3 separate regions of the Homo sapiens genome follow, and regions 2 and 3 are each linked to region 1. A link is a contact called in ENCODE Hi-C or POLR2A ChIA-PET data. All regions are on one chromosome and are shown on one strand. The core of a region is the stretch at or near the end of the contact, and the rest is flanking DNA. Distances in the headings are between cores, read along the strand shown. Region 1 has its middle 100 kb from the start of LINC01101. Region 2 holds the start of LINC01101 (long intergenic non-protein coding RNA 1101). Region 3 has its middle 66 kb from the start of GLI2.

What was found. Hi-C counts contacts between places; a loop is a spot of excess contacts on that map. ChIA-PET counts read pairs that join two places held with the same protein, here RNA polymerase II (POLR2A). Pooled maps may share reads with other maps.
Region 2: POLR2A ChIA-PET joins it to region 1 with 14 read pairs in HepG2. The contact joins the promoter of LINC01101 here to the enhancer-like site in region 1. A Hi-C loop is called at or near these places in 5 of 168 maps with a recorded cell type or tissue (HepG2, MCF 10A, aorta and 2 more) and 11 of 50 pooled maps. POLR2A ChIA-PET finds 5 or more read pairs at or near these places in 6 of 52 experiments (A549, HepG2, MCF 10A and 2 more).
Region 3: a map of right lobe of liver shows a loop between it and region 1 (3-fold over the local background). The contact joins two enhancer-like sites. A Hi-C loop is called at or near these places in 40 of 168 maps with a recorded cell type or tissue (Caco-2, Calu3, HCT116 and 26 more) and 26 of 50 pooled maps. POLR2A ChIA-PET finds 5 or more read pairs at or near these places in 2 of 52 experiments (both WTC11).

What each region holds. Positions count from the first base shown.
Region 1 is chr2:120,564,797-120,569,475 of GRCh38, forward strand. No RefSeq gene overlaps it. Among named protein-coding and RNA genes, the nearest start is that of LINC01101, 100 kb to the left of the region's middle. Within about 2 kb of position 1,980, at least 7 of the 41 ENCODE cell types and tissues checked have a DNase peak (open chromatin) inside an H3K27ac peak, as active enhancers do; they include ascending aorta, where a contact is called at or near this core.
Region 2 is chr2:120,464,456-120,469,134 of GRCh38, forward strand. It overlaps LINC01101 (long intergenic non-protein coding RNA 1101), which reads right to left and starts at 1,894. Exons shown (of 1, transcript NR_027181.1): 1 at 1-1,894. RefSeq lists an enhancer at 1,648-2,190.
Region 3 is chr2:120,667,780-120,672,458 of GRCh38, forward strand. No RefSeq gene overlaps it. Among named protein-coding and RNA genes, the nearest start is that of GLI2, 66 kb to the right of the region's middle. RefSeq lists enhancers at 1,216-2,415, 1,566-2,067 and a silencer at 1,834-2,128. Within about 2 kb of position 2,037, at least 8 of the 41 ENCODE cell types and tissues checked have a DNase peak (open chromatin) inside an H3K27ac peak, as active enhancers do.

The sequences.
Region 1 (4,679 bases), core at 730-3,229:
CCTCGGATATAGCTTTGGAGTAAACTCAGGCCCAGCTGCTGCTGAGCTCAGGGATGTTGTTTGGCCCTCCCAAGCTGGGGCAGGGGCTCCAAATGTACACAATGCCCCCCCAACTACCACCACCACGCAAATAACACCCCATCTGACCTCATCCTGCTGGGCAAGTGAGAGTTAAACATCCTAGTTCAAGTTCATTCTGTCTCTTATAGCTAAGTACCTGACTTTTCAAAGGTCAGAGCTGCTGCAGGGCTGTCTCTGCTCTCAGGAGGACACCCTTCCTCCCACTCCCTCTTTGCCAGGCTGCAGTGGAGGGGCCTGGTGGCCCTGGGGTGTTGGGTCGGGCCATCTTGCTTGCAACACGCCCCGCAGTCCTGGGGCCGGCGGGGTTGGGGCGGGGAGTGGGGGGGTCCTGAGGTCTGTTTACTACACCTAAGCCATGCAGGGGAATTGCTCTGGGCCCTGTGGCTGGGTCCCTATTCTGGGGCTGCCACCTGCTAGAGGGAGGTCTGGCTATGACCCCAGTGACCCTTGGCACGGCTGGCTGCTCTGCAGTTTTGACTATAGGGCACCGGCCACTCTCAGCTCCCTCTGGTCTGCCTTCCACACAGTTGGGAGCCTAGGATCCTGGGGGTGCTAGGCAAGCCCCTCTGGTACTTCCTGAACCTCCCACCACCATCTACTCTGGGTAGCAGCCTGATGTTGTAGAGGTGGGGTCTTTGGCACCAGAAGCACGGGGGGCAGGGGAGGGGTCAGGGTCAGCATTCCCTTGGATCTAGGAAGTTTCTTACCCCCTCCTTGGGTGCAGCCTCACATATCTCCCTTCTGATGTCTTATGCAGTTCCAGTTCACCTTCTTATCACATTCTGTGTCCTCTGCCCGACACGGTCTTAGAGTAAACCTCACGCTCAGACCTGCAGGCATTGCACTTGATATAGAAAGGGCAACGTGCAGACGTAGAAAGCTTTTTCCCCTGCAGGGAAGCCTGGCTTTCAAACCCTTCTTGCTGTGGGCCTGGAGATCCTAGTCTGGCTAGGCGCTCACTTGCTCTTTGTGTCTTGTAACAACCCTGATCCTCCTGGAGGCTTGGGCCTCTGGCAGACTAGTGGGAAGGTCACCAACAGGGAAGAAAAGAAAAACACCAAAGGCATTCCCACATTTTAAATGTACTCTTCCATTATACATGTCAATCTGCCCTGGAGATGTCCCAGTAAGGGCACCGGCTGAACACAGGAGTGTGTGGAGGGGCCCCCATCTGGGCCCAAGGATCTTCTGGCATCAGGGGTAGAGGGCAAAGGGCCCCTGCCGCTTCTTATCAAGTGGTCAAGTGCCTGTGGCATAGGAACAATGACGGCTGTGTCACAAAGGTATGAGGATTAACAGAGTAAACGCCTGGTGTAGCCTCGGCTTCACCACTGGGCACACGTGGAGATGCTCCTCGTCTTATTCCCTCTCGAGCTGCTCTTAATGCCCAGATAGACCGAATTTGCCCCCAGAACAGGAGTTCCCCATGCCTTCCTCTTCCAGGGAGATTTCAGTGAGAGCAGCAAGTCGAAGCCTGATGCAGTTTCCAGGTGTATAGGGCAGAAAGGGATCGTCTCCCCAGCATGGCTTTTTGACAGATAGAAGGCATCGGTGTGACAGAGAAGGAGGCTGGATCCTGGGCTACCCATCAAGCTGCGGGTTACTCAGGGAGGACCGGGGGCTGACAGCCCTTAGACTACCCTGACTCATGCCTGGAGTCAGACATAGGAGCTCCCTTCCCCCCAGGCCACCTCTGCTGGGATGTGCTTGCCCCTCCCCACCCCACCTCAGTTTCCCCACTGCACAGTGGACACCAAGCCGAAGTCATAGGGTGTGGGAGCAGTGAGTCTGAAGAACACCACAGTTAGGAAATCTAAAGCAATCTTTTTCTTGGTGCTGGCAAGGGTAGCTTGCATGAAGGTCAAGATAAAACCCGCGGGGAGAAAGGAGCGGCGGAGTGTTTTGTTTGGCGCAGGCCAGCCGGCTGTTGCCTCGGTAGCTGAGAACATCGGCTCTGGTCACGCTTGCCTCTGCTCCAATCCTATTACTCCATGCGGTTTGGCCTCCAAAAATAGCCTCTGTCAGCTCCATCATCATAGTTCAGCATTTCCACCACCGGTCACTTATTGTTCCGTGGACATAGTCATCGTTAACCCCTCCTCTGCCAGCCGGCCAGGAGCACCTGGGCTAAGATTCCACCTCTGGGGAGAGCGTTTTTCTTTTCACAGCCCCATCAACTCTGCAGGGAGAGCCAAAGGGCGTTTCCATGGGACGGAGCTTCCACCCGGTCCAGACACCACAGACCTACATGGTTTCTTTTTTAACTGCCCTACAAGGTTTAGAGGGGTTATCTGCATTTGGCAGAGGAGGGAAGCAAGACTCAAGGAGGTGAACTGACTTACTCAAGGTCATCAGCCAGTGTGTGGCTCAGCCCAGGTGCAGACCAGGACTGCCCGACTTCAAGGCTGGCCTGTGTCACCTGGTCCTGCAACCATAGCTCTTTTGCCCCAGCTGAGATGAGGCCTCCTCCCCACAGCCTCCTCCAGGCCCCTTTGGTCAACAGACCCTGGACTGAAGGCATAGGGGGAGAGTGCTGCCTGCCTGCAGGGTCACCTGAAGTGTTTGTGTAGAGTGGAGATCGCAATCCCCTGCTCCCAGACAGCCTGACTCAGTAACCCAGGGACACAGCCTGGCAGGGCTCATAAGTCTAAGCACCACGAATGTCCTGAGAGTCTGCAGGTGCCACTGGGAAGGAAGGAAAATTGGTCTTTTTGGAGTCTGGCATGGCATCCAACACATTAGCATATAACAGTGTGTTTCTTTTCAGCAGTCAATTTTTTAGATGAGAAAGTGGAGATTCCCTCCATGGCACCAGATTGTCTCTCAAAAGAAAACAGCCAACAATTTTACAGCAAAGATCAGCCTGGACGATGGACAAATGTGTCACACAGACCTGAGTGTGGAGTAGGCGCCCAACAAGGAGGCAGCTAGGGCAGTGGCTCTGAGCACAGGCCTGTGGACCAGGCAGACCCCAAGTGCTTGGGGCGTATAAATGAGATGATGTGGGTCCAGGGGCAGCACAGAGCCTAGTGCTAATGACAGCGTCTGGGATCACTGAGGCCTCAACATGTGCAAGAACATTGTCCTAAGAACCTGCTATTGATGAGCTTGTTCACACTCGTTAGGCAAATTCTGCTGTTATTCTCATTTTACAGGGGAGAAAACTGAGGAACTGAGAAGTAACTTACTACTGGAAGTAGGATGGGAAACCAGGCATCTACCTTCAGAGCTTTGTGCATTCATCATTACATATGTTCCCTGGGGACAGAGCAGTCCTGGTATAATTGCTGGGGAGCCCTGGCCTGCCACTGAGACTCCCCCACCTCCCCTCTGGCTTCTCTGTCTGCCCCTGCAGGGCCTGGACCAAGTGCTCCCAGGGGCCTTCTGGCCCTGACCCACTGAGGATGCATCCTGCTGTGGCCTCCTTGCAGTAGCCCCAAGACTGGCCACCCTGGCTCCTGCAGGCCAAGCCCCTGGGGCTCCTGGCTCCTCCTGCTGTGTCAGGCCCAGCCTCCTTCCAACCTGCTGAGGTGCTGACCAGCCCCAGTCATTCCTCAGGACAGTCTCTGAGTTTGGACAGCGACCTCTAAACCCTGCCCATGCTGTGATTTTATCCTGGCCAGTCTTTGCTTGCATACCATTGCCATTTAAATCATTCTGCCGGTGGAAGCTGGGTTGAAGAAACCAAGGGTTCTGGGTCCCCCAGTGCTGACCCTGCACCCACAGCGAGGAATGTAGAGGTTGGAACAATCTTCACCTTTCACAGGCTTGGAGTTCACTTGCTCCAGAACAACTTTGCGACTTTTTGGGAGAATGCCAGCAGTAATCTCCATGTGGCCCCGTGGAAAGAACCTGGGCTCTGCCAGGCTTTGGTGCCCTCTCTGCAGCTCTCAGGCTGAGTTTTGGTGAAATGATGCTTGTGGAACGCCTAGCAAAGCACCCCCGCTCACAGTGGCCCCACGAAGCAGTAGGTCCCCTAAACTACCTGCACTTGCCCATCTGAGCCTCCCTCCCACTGCCCCTTCTCTGTGCCCCAGAGCCTGACCACATCAACGAGTCCCTGTGCTCGGGTGCTGGCTGGTTTTGGCCAGTGGGGTTCCCTGGCAGGGGGCATGTAGTGGCCACACTCTGGCTGAGTGTCTTGCCCATCAGGAGGCCCTGGCCCGGCAGGAGGCCCTCCCCACTCAGCCCTCCTGCTGGGATCTGGACTATTTCCCTGCTTCCTCATCCCTTTAGGCCTAGAGGAGGGAGCAGACCCCTCGTGGTGTCCTATACCCTGGCCTCAACTTGTAAATAGTTCCTTTATTAAACTCTCAGGTCCTTCGACTTTGAGTGTGTCATCTGTTTCCTCCAGTTACCCTGACTGGTACAGTGGCTAAAAATATACAAAGCCAAATGAATAAAAACCCTTGTTTTCATGGACCAGCGCTTGCGGCTCTGAGACAGGTGGTGAGCTGCCCAAGGTCTCTGGAGTTAGTGGCACACCTGGGCCTGGGCTCTGCCTCCTGCCTCCTGTGTTGCTCTTCCCTCGCACCCTGGGACCTCAAACAGTTGGGCATTCTTCAGAGAAGAGGGAGCTCAGCCTGCCTCCCAGGGAG
Region 2 (4,679 bases), core at 644-3,143, 100 kb before region 1:
CCAGGGCCACACAGCCCGTCACAGCTCAGTCAGGGCCCCAGGAAGGACAATCCCATGGCTTGGGGTGTTGGGAAGTTTGCCTTCATTCAGTCCTGCGAAGCCTCGGAGGAAAGGCTGAGCTTGGTGCTGTCACCCTGTCTCCCTCCAGGTCACCTCCAGGTCACAGTGTGGCTGGGGCTCTTGGGCCTTCAGTTTTCTTCCTGCCGAGTGGGTTCAGGAAGAGCAGGCTCTGAGTCACTGGGGCCCCGGCTGGTGATGGGGGCTTAGACACGTGTATGGTCCATTGCTGCCCTCCAGGGATGAGGCTCATCTCAGGACCGTGCCCTGGCTTCTGTCAAGGCGGCTCTGTGGTTGTTCGGGGCCTACTCTGTCCGGCCACAGCTCTGGGCCTTTTTCCACCAGCCTTCTTTGAGCTCTCCCTTGGCTTTGGGAGCAGCATGAGATTTTTCCATGCTTCCGGCTCCGTTGCCCACAAGCTGAACAGTGACTTGGTGTCAGGGTGGCAAAGAGAATAGGTGCCTTACTGGGAATGGGCAGTGGTGGGGGATCAGGGAGAGGGAGGCTAGAGGGTGGACAGGACCTCCCAGCAGCGGCAAGAACAGCTCCAGCTCCTGCCTTCTTGGAACCCTTCTGCCATGGAGCCCCCCAGGCTGAGGAGGCCTCATGGGGGCCATTTCGCACACCAAGAGGCTGAGTCACTTGCCCAAGATTGGGCCTCTGGTGAGTGACAGGCAATTGGACCGGTCAGGGTGACCCGGGGCATGCGGTCTCACCACCTCACCACAGTGCTCTCTTCCCACGGCAGCACCCTGCCTAGAGGATGGTGGCTGGGCCAGGCGCTGCCCCCACTGCCTCACAGGCCTCTTGGGGGTCAGAGATGGACAGGGGTTTAGGTAGTCCCTCCTCCATCCTGTCCTCATGGATGGATGCCTGTGCCCTCCCTAGATTTTTCTCACGGTCCGAAGGAAGGGCTAGCCCCTGGAGAGCATCTTATCTCTTGTTTGATGGATGGCCCAGAGAGGGTGAGTGGCTTGCCTGGGGCCACAGAGCAAACTGGAGTCAGGGCCACCCAAACACAGGAGTCCTGACTCCCAGACACTCATGCACTGGCGGGGCAGGGCCTACACTGTCTTCCCTGCTTCCCAGGAAGATACCTTGTGGGTAGATGTGGGAGGGAACAGGCCGGCCTTGACCAGTGCCATCCACTCAGCTGTTAAATATTCTGGGAATCCATAAAACTGACAGCCAACTCGTGGGGATGGTCGTGGCTCCTGTGTTCCCCACCAACCAGCAGGGGCACCTGGGGAAACCTCCAGTGCAGAAATCGTACTCTGCCATTTCCTGTATCTCCAGCTATTCCCCATCTGAAGAGTGAGGTGGTTAGACCAGGTCCCTGGTTTTCTTCCAGTCACCCCCTGCTGGAATGCCAGGAGCTCTCTTCTGTGCTGGGGGAAGCTGCCGCTGGCCTCAGCTTCCCCATCTGTGAGATCGGGCTCCATGCCCGTCTTGTTGGACTCATCAAGAGACCCATGGGGAGGAAAGAGCTTGCAAGGAGAGCAGCTAAGGAAAGACCGGAATCGTCCGAGCCCTTTGTCCCTTCCTGTATCAGCAGCAGGCGACCTGCCCACCAGCCGGGGCCTCCCGTTCCGTTCCATTCCGTTTAAGTAAGCTCTTTCCCTGTGCAAGGGAGCAACCGACCTCAAAGGCCCGGCCCACAAAGGGGCCCCCGACATGGCTGGGAACAATGCGGCCTGTTTACCTGACAGATTGTCCGCTTTCTTTTCATCTCGTAGGAAAAGAACTCCCACGGGGAGCCGCTAATCCCAGAGTAAACAGATGACCTCGTGGTGCCTTTCTCCCGGAGGTGGGGTTCCTAGCGCAGCACCCCAACTGTGCAAACAGACCCTGGAGGGCTCGATGCGCCTGCGGGGGCGTGGCTGGGGACCTGGGCCTGGGCCAGGAGGGGCCTTTCCCTCTCGCCAGCCCTCTTTTCTTCCTTTGTGATTTCAATTGAATGGGGAGAAGCTCAAAGGCAGGGGCATGAAAGGTCAAAGCCAATTTGCAGGGCCAAGTGTGGGGGAGGAGAGAAGGGCCCAGACCAAGCATTCTTTTTGGAGGCCTGACCTTGACCTGGAAGCAACTCCTCCCTCTCTCGGCTCTTCTGAGGACACTGCCCTGGCAGAGCTGGCTTTGCCTTCTGGCCACCCCCCTTACTAGCTGTGTGACAGAGGCCAGAAAATGCTCCTTTCTGAGCCTCAGTTTCCTCATCTGGAAAGCAGAGATACAGGGACCTGTCGGGTAGGACTGCTGTAAAATATTGTGGTGTGCTTTCCATAAGTGATGGCTGTTTATGATTAGGGAGGGAGTGAGGCTGAGTCTTGAAGCTGGAATGCCAGTGGAGGCCAGAGGGTATTCCAGGCTGGAGGGACAGGCAGAGCTGGGACAAAGGCACTCAGATGGCAATGAATAGTGTTTGTCTGGGAGACTGAATAAAATAGGCTCTGAAGCAACATATTATTGTAGGGTGGTTATTTCTGGGAAGGAAACAGAATTCCCCCTCTTCCCAGCAGTGTGACCTTGGGCGAACCATTTGACCTCTTGATCCTTCAGTTTCCTCGTTTATAAATGGGGATGCAAAGTCTTGTATCGAAGGACTTTCATGAAGATGAAAAGAACCTGATGTACAGCAGACACTCAAACATTAGCTTTTAGGGCTTTAGAAAGGTCAAGTTCTCCCAGTACTTTGGGAGGCTGAGGCAGGTAGATCGCCTGAGGTCAGGAGTTTGAGACCAGGCTAGCCAACACGGTGAAACCCCCTCTCTACTAAAAATACAAAAAATTAGCTGGGTATGGTGGCACATGCCTGTAATACCAGCTACTTGGGAGGCTGAGGCAGGAGAATTGCTTAAACCCGGGAGGCGGAGGTTGCAGTGAGCCGAGATTGTGCCATTGCACTCCCGCCTGGGCAACAGAGTGAGACTCTGTCTTGAAAAAAAAAAAAGAAAGGGCAGGTTGTAGGTTCTTTATGCCCTGAATGAGGCTGTGGGAGTCTGGTGGAGTCAAAGACACAGGAGACCCATCACGCCCACTTGGTCACTAGCAGACAGCCCTTTCCCTTGGGCTGCAGGGAGCCAGGGTGGGAGCCTCACAAAGGGTGTAGCCTTGAGCACCCAGCTGGCCCAAGGGCCTGAGCCTGCAACCCCCCTTTCCTGGGCTGTATCTTCTGGTCTGTTCCTTGGATCTCCTGGGCCTGCTCCTCTCATCTTAGCCCTCAGGAAGTCCTTGATCCCCAGCCCCTATTTGGGGTAGAGAAGGTGAGAAATGCTTAGGGTAAGTTATACTGCCACTGGCTTCTTCAGCATCAGACCCCTGATTCAAACATGTGGTGAGTTCCTGGGCCCCTTGGCTTTCCCTAAGGGCCAGCAAAGGGCCTTTTAAAGAGAAAGAAGAAAAGGTAAGTAGGGAGCATAATATTTGATGAGCACGTTAAAGCGTTCATTCATGGGTATCAGATAGAAACGTTTGGCTTCACTTAAGGGGAATCTCAACTCACTGTGGCTTAAACAAAATTAGGTTTATTTTTCTGACATCATAATTCTGAAAACGAGTGGTTGATGGCCTTGGTCAGCTGCTGGTGATGCCAAGTACTGGGCTCTTCCCAGCTTTCTGTTCATCGTCCTTAGCACGTGGGCCTCCTCGTTGCCTTGTGGTGGCAAGATGGCAGCCTCGACTCCCTGGGAAAGTAGAGGGTCTCCCAGGAGCACCCTGTTGGTGTCTCATCGGCCAAAAGTGGGTCACATGGCCAACCCTGGCAGCAAGGGATGCTGGGAATGCAAACACTTGGATGTTCTTCTGCAGTGTTAATGGCAGGGCCAGGCAAGCATGGGTGGGAGGTGTGGGAGTGAGCGAATGGGAGTGGAGTCATCCAAGCAGCCACCTGCCGGAGAAGATAGTACTGTAGTACTCACAGCCCAGTCTTACATATGGAAAGCTGGTGCCAAGGGCAGAGAAATGCTTACTCAATAGCAGTTTGATTGATCTACTTAGATATTCTGGGCCCACAACCAGAGATCCAGAGATAAAAGTAATTTCCTTGCCTTCCAGAGAGAGAAGGAGAATAATAATAGTAATAATAACAGTATAATAGCTTAAGTTCACTAAGTGTGTAGTGCTGGGTGCTTATTGAGCACTTTCCAGACTTTATCTTGCCTCATGCCCACCCAACCCCAAGCGACAGGCACCATTCTAACTGCTGTGGAGGAAACAGAGGCTCTTTGAGGCTCAGTGAGGACTGAGGCACACAGGCCTGCCCCCCTCCCACAGCATGAGGTGGTGGATTTGATAATCCAGGTATGAATCAGGCCATTGGGCAGCCTCCTTGCTAGGGACTGCATCGAGGATTTCTGAAGGTGGGGAGACACGGAAGCACCAATTAGAATTTCCCAGTCAAAGAGGGAAAGGTGTCTTGGGTGAGAAAAGACACCTGGAAGGACACATTATTAGTGACCTAGTAAAATCTAAGGCATCCCTAGGGTCTATCTACTCACACTGTAACAGGAATTTCTGTATTTAAAGGGAGTGTTGGAAATAAAATACTTGTAAAATCAGTAAGTGACATGAATGCAAATATTTTGAAAATAAAGTTCTTTAGTTTACAAAATACTCAAAGATGGAAAAAA
Region 3 (4,679 bases), core at 787-3,286, 100 kb after region 1:
CTTCTTTCTAATAGTTCCTTTAAACATCCTGAGATCAACTCTGTTTAGTGTAGTTTAGATCACATGCCCATCTCTGCACCAATGACTGTAGTCATGGGAATGAGATATGCTAGTTGGCCTTACCTGTGGTGGAGCCCCATCAGTCTGCTTGGTATGGAGGAGTGGGATCACCAAATGGGCCATTGGAAGAGGAAAGAACAACAGATGCTAGGGAAGTTTTATTTGATTCATGAGGTCCCCCCCTACACCCTGTCCCCTTACATACCTGCCTGCACATACACCAAGATGACTGCTCCCCAACAGCTCCATCGATGAGCAAACCTGGCCCAGAAAGTTCCTTTCCTAGAGGTTCCCACTACAGCCCTGGGGCTAATTCTTTCTGACTAGATTTCCTTAAACTCAACATGGTCACTCTCCCTGGCCATGCCTGAGTCATGTTGCTTCTTTGGAGCCAGGGGGCAGGGTCAATCTTATAGAGCCACGCAGTCTGAGAGTTGAGGAGGGATAGTCCCTAAGGAAGAAGAAGTGCTTACACCAGATGAGGGAGATGGATACTGTCAAGCAGAAAAACTTGCTGTCCTTTTCAAAAGGGAACCCACCTCTTCCTGAAAGCCTGTCTCTTCCTATTGGGCAGCCCAGCCTGCCAAGCCTTGATCAGCCTCCTTGTGCCTCCCATTCAGAATCTCTCCATGCCATGGACATTTCATGGTCTCTCTGGTATCTCCTATCACAGATTTATTTGGAAACCTTTCTCTGATTTCCAGCGTGTACCATTTTCTAGAGTAGTGAGCTCCAAAATGGGTCATGCACTCTCTAAAATAGTGCTTTGTTATTTACTGGCCATAATTAGTTCTCATCAGTACCTCTTTGGGAATCCCTGGTCTAGAAATGATGGATTCCATATTTCTCTGATAAAATGACTTCCTAATTCTTGACCTCAGGCATGCCCCTCCTTTCCAGAGAGAAGCCCATCATTTGAGTCTGTTCTCAAGACACAGACCATCCTCCCATGACTACCTACCCTTGGCCAGTCCCTGCTGTAGCCCGACTTCTCACTGTGTTGTCACACAGACCCTGTCACTTAGAAGCTGTGGGACTTTTAGTGAGTTACTGAGATTCTCTGAGACTCAGTTTCTTCACCTGCAAGATCAAGATAATAATGTTCATCTCCCAAGATCAGGAGGAGGAACTACTAATGGAACCATGGAAAGGAACCTCAGGCATGGCACCTGGTTCAGAGGTAGTCCTCCAAATGTGCACCCTCCCTTCCCTCCTCTTGCTCGCAGCTCCTAGCTCAAGGTACTCTTGGTCACTCTTCCTTGGCCTCTGGCCTGCCTTTGACAGCTGGTAACTGACCAGTCCTTAGGCTCTGGTCCTCAGCAGCCACATGCCTTTGCCGTGATATAACTTTTCATCTGAGCCTTGATTCCTGACACATGGCACCTGCTGCCCCCACCCTGAGATCCACCATCGGCCCCTCCCCTCCTGTGATTCCTGCCACAAACTCCAGGCATGGGTGTGGCCCTATTGGAATGTGCTGGGGGAGAAGCAGGAGGCGGGGACAGGTGACACAGAGGAGGTGATGAAGGTCACACCAAGAGAGGTCCCTGGTGGTTCTTTTTACCTTGAGAGAACATCTGTGGCTTCCATGTTGTCACAAAACAAACAGAAGTGAGTCTGAAGTTTCCCAATCCCCGTAGCTGGTTTCATGGCTCTTTGACAGTCCTTTCATGTCCCTGACAGTGGTGAGCTTTTTCCCCTGGGAAGTTAGGGGGCCTCTGTTGCACCCCCGCGGCCCACCTCGCCCTGGTGACGTTATCCTGGCACTCCCAGGCTGATGACACTTAGCTGTCACCTTTCATGCATGAGCAGCTGTTGCCGCCTGTGTTTCCAGGTGGCCGAGCCCAGTCCCTGTGCCTCCCCTTCCTGCCACATGGGGGACCCTCCGACGGGCTGACTCACCCGGTTCTGCTGCCCACGGAGGGCTTCCCGCTCTGCCTTTCTTGGGCAACCTTCCCAGTTTTCGACGAATGCCTTCCGCTCACAACAGCCCTTTCCTGGGGCGTGTAGGGAACCGGGAGTGGGGTGAGGGCGGGTTCACCCTTCTGCTCAGGTTTGAGTGGCAGCCTGCAGGCGCCCAGGTCTGCGCAGAGATCTCAGACTGTCCATCAGTTCCAGGGCTATTTATGTTTCTGACATTCATTTCTTCCTGCTCCCTTCACCTCCCCCCTCCCACATCTCCTCTTTGACAAAGCTGTGATCAGCCCCACAGCAGAGGCCGTGTGTTTCTTGACCTGGCTTTCCCGTGCTGGGAGCTGGGCTTGCATCGAACCCCTCCTGCTCCCTCAGCGGCTGCGGCCCTTCCCGTCCTCCTGCTCACAGAGCGCACGAGAACCAGGGAAAGCTGTGTGGCTAGAAAGAGCCCCCTCTCACAGCTGCAGACTGCAGAGTTGTCAAGCCTCAGGCAGCTCCGCCCTTCCTTGAGCCTCAGTTTCCTCATCTGGAGAGTGAAGACAACCATCCGCATCCTGCAGCACGGCAGTGACAGTTCTGTGAGAAAAGGTGCCCAGAGTGACGTCTAGCTGCACACCGTTATTACACTACAGGATAAAACGGCTGCCATTACCACATGCTCACCATGTCCCGGGCCACGGGGCACAGATCGACTCATTCAATCCTCACTGCAAGCCATGAGGAAGATCTCACAAGAGGCCCAGGCAACAATGAGGAAATTGATGCGCCGAGAGATCAAGTGACTTTCACAAGGTCACACAGCTGGTCAGCGGCAGAGCTGGCTGTCATCCCGGCATGTGTCCCTCCTCCCTCCAGGAAGAAGCCACCCCAATCCTCCAAGGATGTTCCTTTTCCATCTTGAGGGTATCTGGCCTCCAGAGACTCCTCACTACCTCGGGGCCATTGCTTGGTTTCCCTGGCCCCCATCACCCCAGCCTCCAGCTCCGACGGTCACACTGACTCCGGGAGTTTGTCCAGGGTGAGCACTACTCCTCATACCGCTCTGAGTGCCTCTTCCATGGGGAGGCCAGTGGCTCAGGTCTTCTGCCCTCTGTTGATCAGGAGGCTGAGTTTTTCAGAAGGTCTCCCAGTCAGGTCTGGGACAGGAGCCAAACAGTGGCTCTCGGCCCTCTCCTTCCCCAGACAGGGCTCTGGAATTGGGCGCCACCCCAGCAGCCAGCGAGGGGCTGCCATGCCTGTCCCTGGGCTGGCCCTGAGCCTACAGGTGCTCTCTGGGGGCAGGGGGAGGAGGGCAGGGCCTCGAGAGCCGCAGGCAGAGCCTGGGAAGAAGGTGTCTGTTGTTTCCTTCTTCATCTCTGGGAACAATTCGCCTTTTGAGCTTCTTGGCTGAGCGAGTTGAGAGATTCTTTCTCCAAGGCTTCTTGACAGATTGATTTATCTGTTTCAGTAACTTGGACTTCCTGAGAAAGGGTGGCTTCATGCCAGGGCAGGCGTGGGCACCAACCTGGGGGACGAATGTGGGGCCTCCTCCGAGGATGGCCTTGGACCTCAGGCTGAGGTGTGGACCCCAGGTCCCTGTCCCCTGGCTGGAGACCGAGCGGGTGAGAAGGATTGCCAGCAGGAGCTGCAGATACCCACAGCCAGGCAGTCATTCACCCCATCCTCCCGGCCCCGCTGCTCCCCAAGCGGCTCTTCCTGGACCCATCTTGTGGCTGGGAAAGTTGAGTCACTGAGAAGCGACTGCCCTACCGCAGTAGGCAAGAAGCTGAGATCAGACTTGAACTCAGGGTTCTGAGGCCTCCACATCTATCCTCACCTACCTAAAGAAAGAAGTTTGACCCTCAAACCCCAAGTTGCTAGAGGGCCTGGGCTGAGAAGGCCACAGCTAGCAACTCTCCCCGGGCTCCTCCTGCTTCCCAGAAGGAAGGCCTGCTTCCTGCCTCTGCTGTCTGCCTGCAATGCCTCACAGCCCATGGCTCGCCTCTGTTGCAGCACACTCGCCTGCCTTCCCATCATTCTGCCCACTCCTCCAGGCAGGGCGCCCAGGGCTTGGCACTGAGTAGGGGGCTCAGTTGAGAAGGGAAGGGAGGGAGGAAAGAAGGAAGTGAGGCAGGGAGAGAGGGAGGTGAGGGGAGGGTCCTCACACCCTGTGGGTGATGCCCCAGGGGCCCTAGGGCCATTATGAAGCCCCTAAGGCAAGCTGTGCTTTAAGAATTCAAGAGTCTGGGCTGGGCGCGGTGGTTCACGCCTGTAATCCCAGCACTTTGGGAGGTTGAGGCAGGCGGATCACCTGAGGTCGGGAGTTCAAGACCAGCCTGACCAACATGGAGAAACAGCGTCTCTACTAAAAAATACAAAATTAGCCAGGCGTGGTGGCGCATGCCTGTAATCCCAGCTATTCGGGAGGCTGAGGCGGGAGAATCGCTTGAACCCAGGAGGCAGAGGTTGCAGTGAGCTGAGATCGTGCCATTGTACTCCAGCCTGGGGAACAAGAGCGAAACTCTGTCTTAAAAAATAATTTAAAAATAATAAAAAAAATAAAAAGAATTCAAGTGGCTGGATCACAGCTCACTGCAAGCTTGAATTCCTGGGCTCAAGCGATTCTCCCCCCTCCACACACACACACACCTCCATCCCCCTACCCTCCCACACCCTGCTCTGCTGCACTGCACTACCTCCCCACCCCCCAGCACCCCACCACCCCT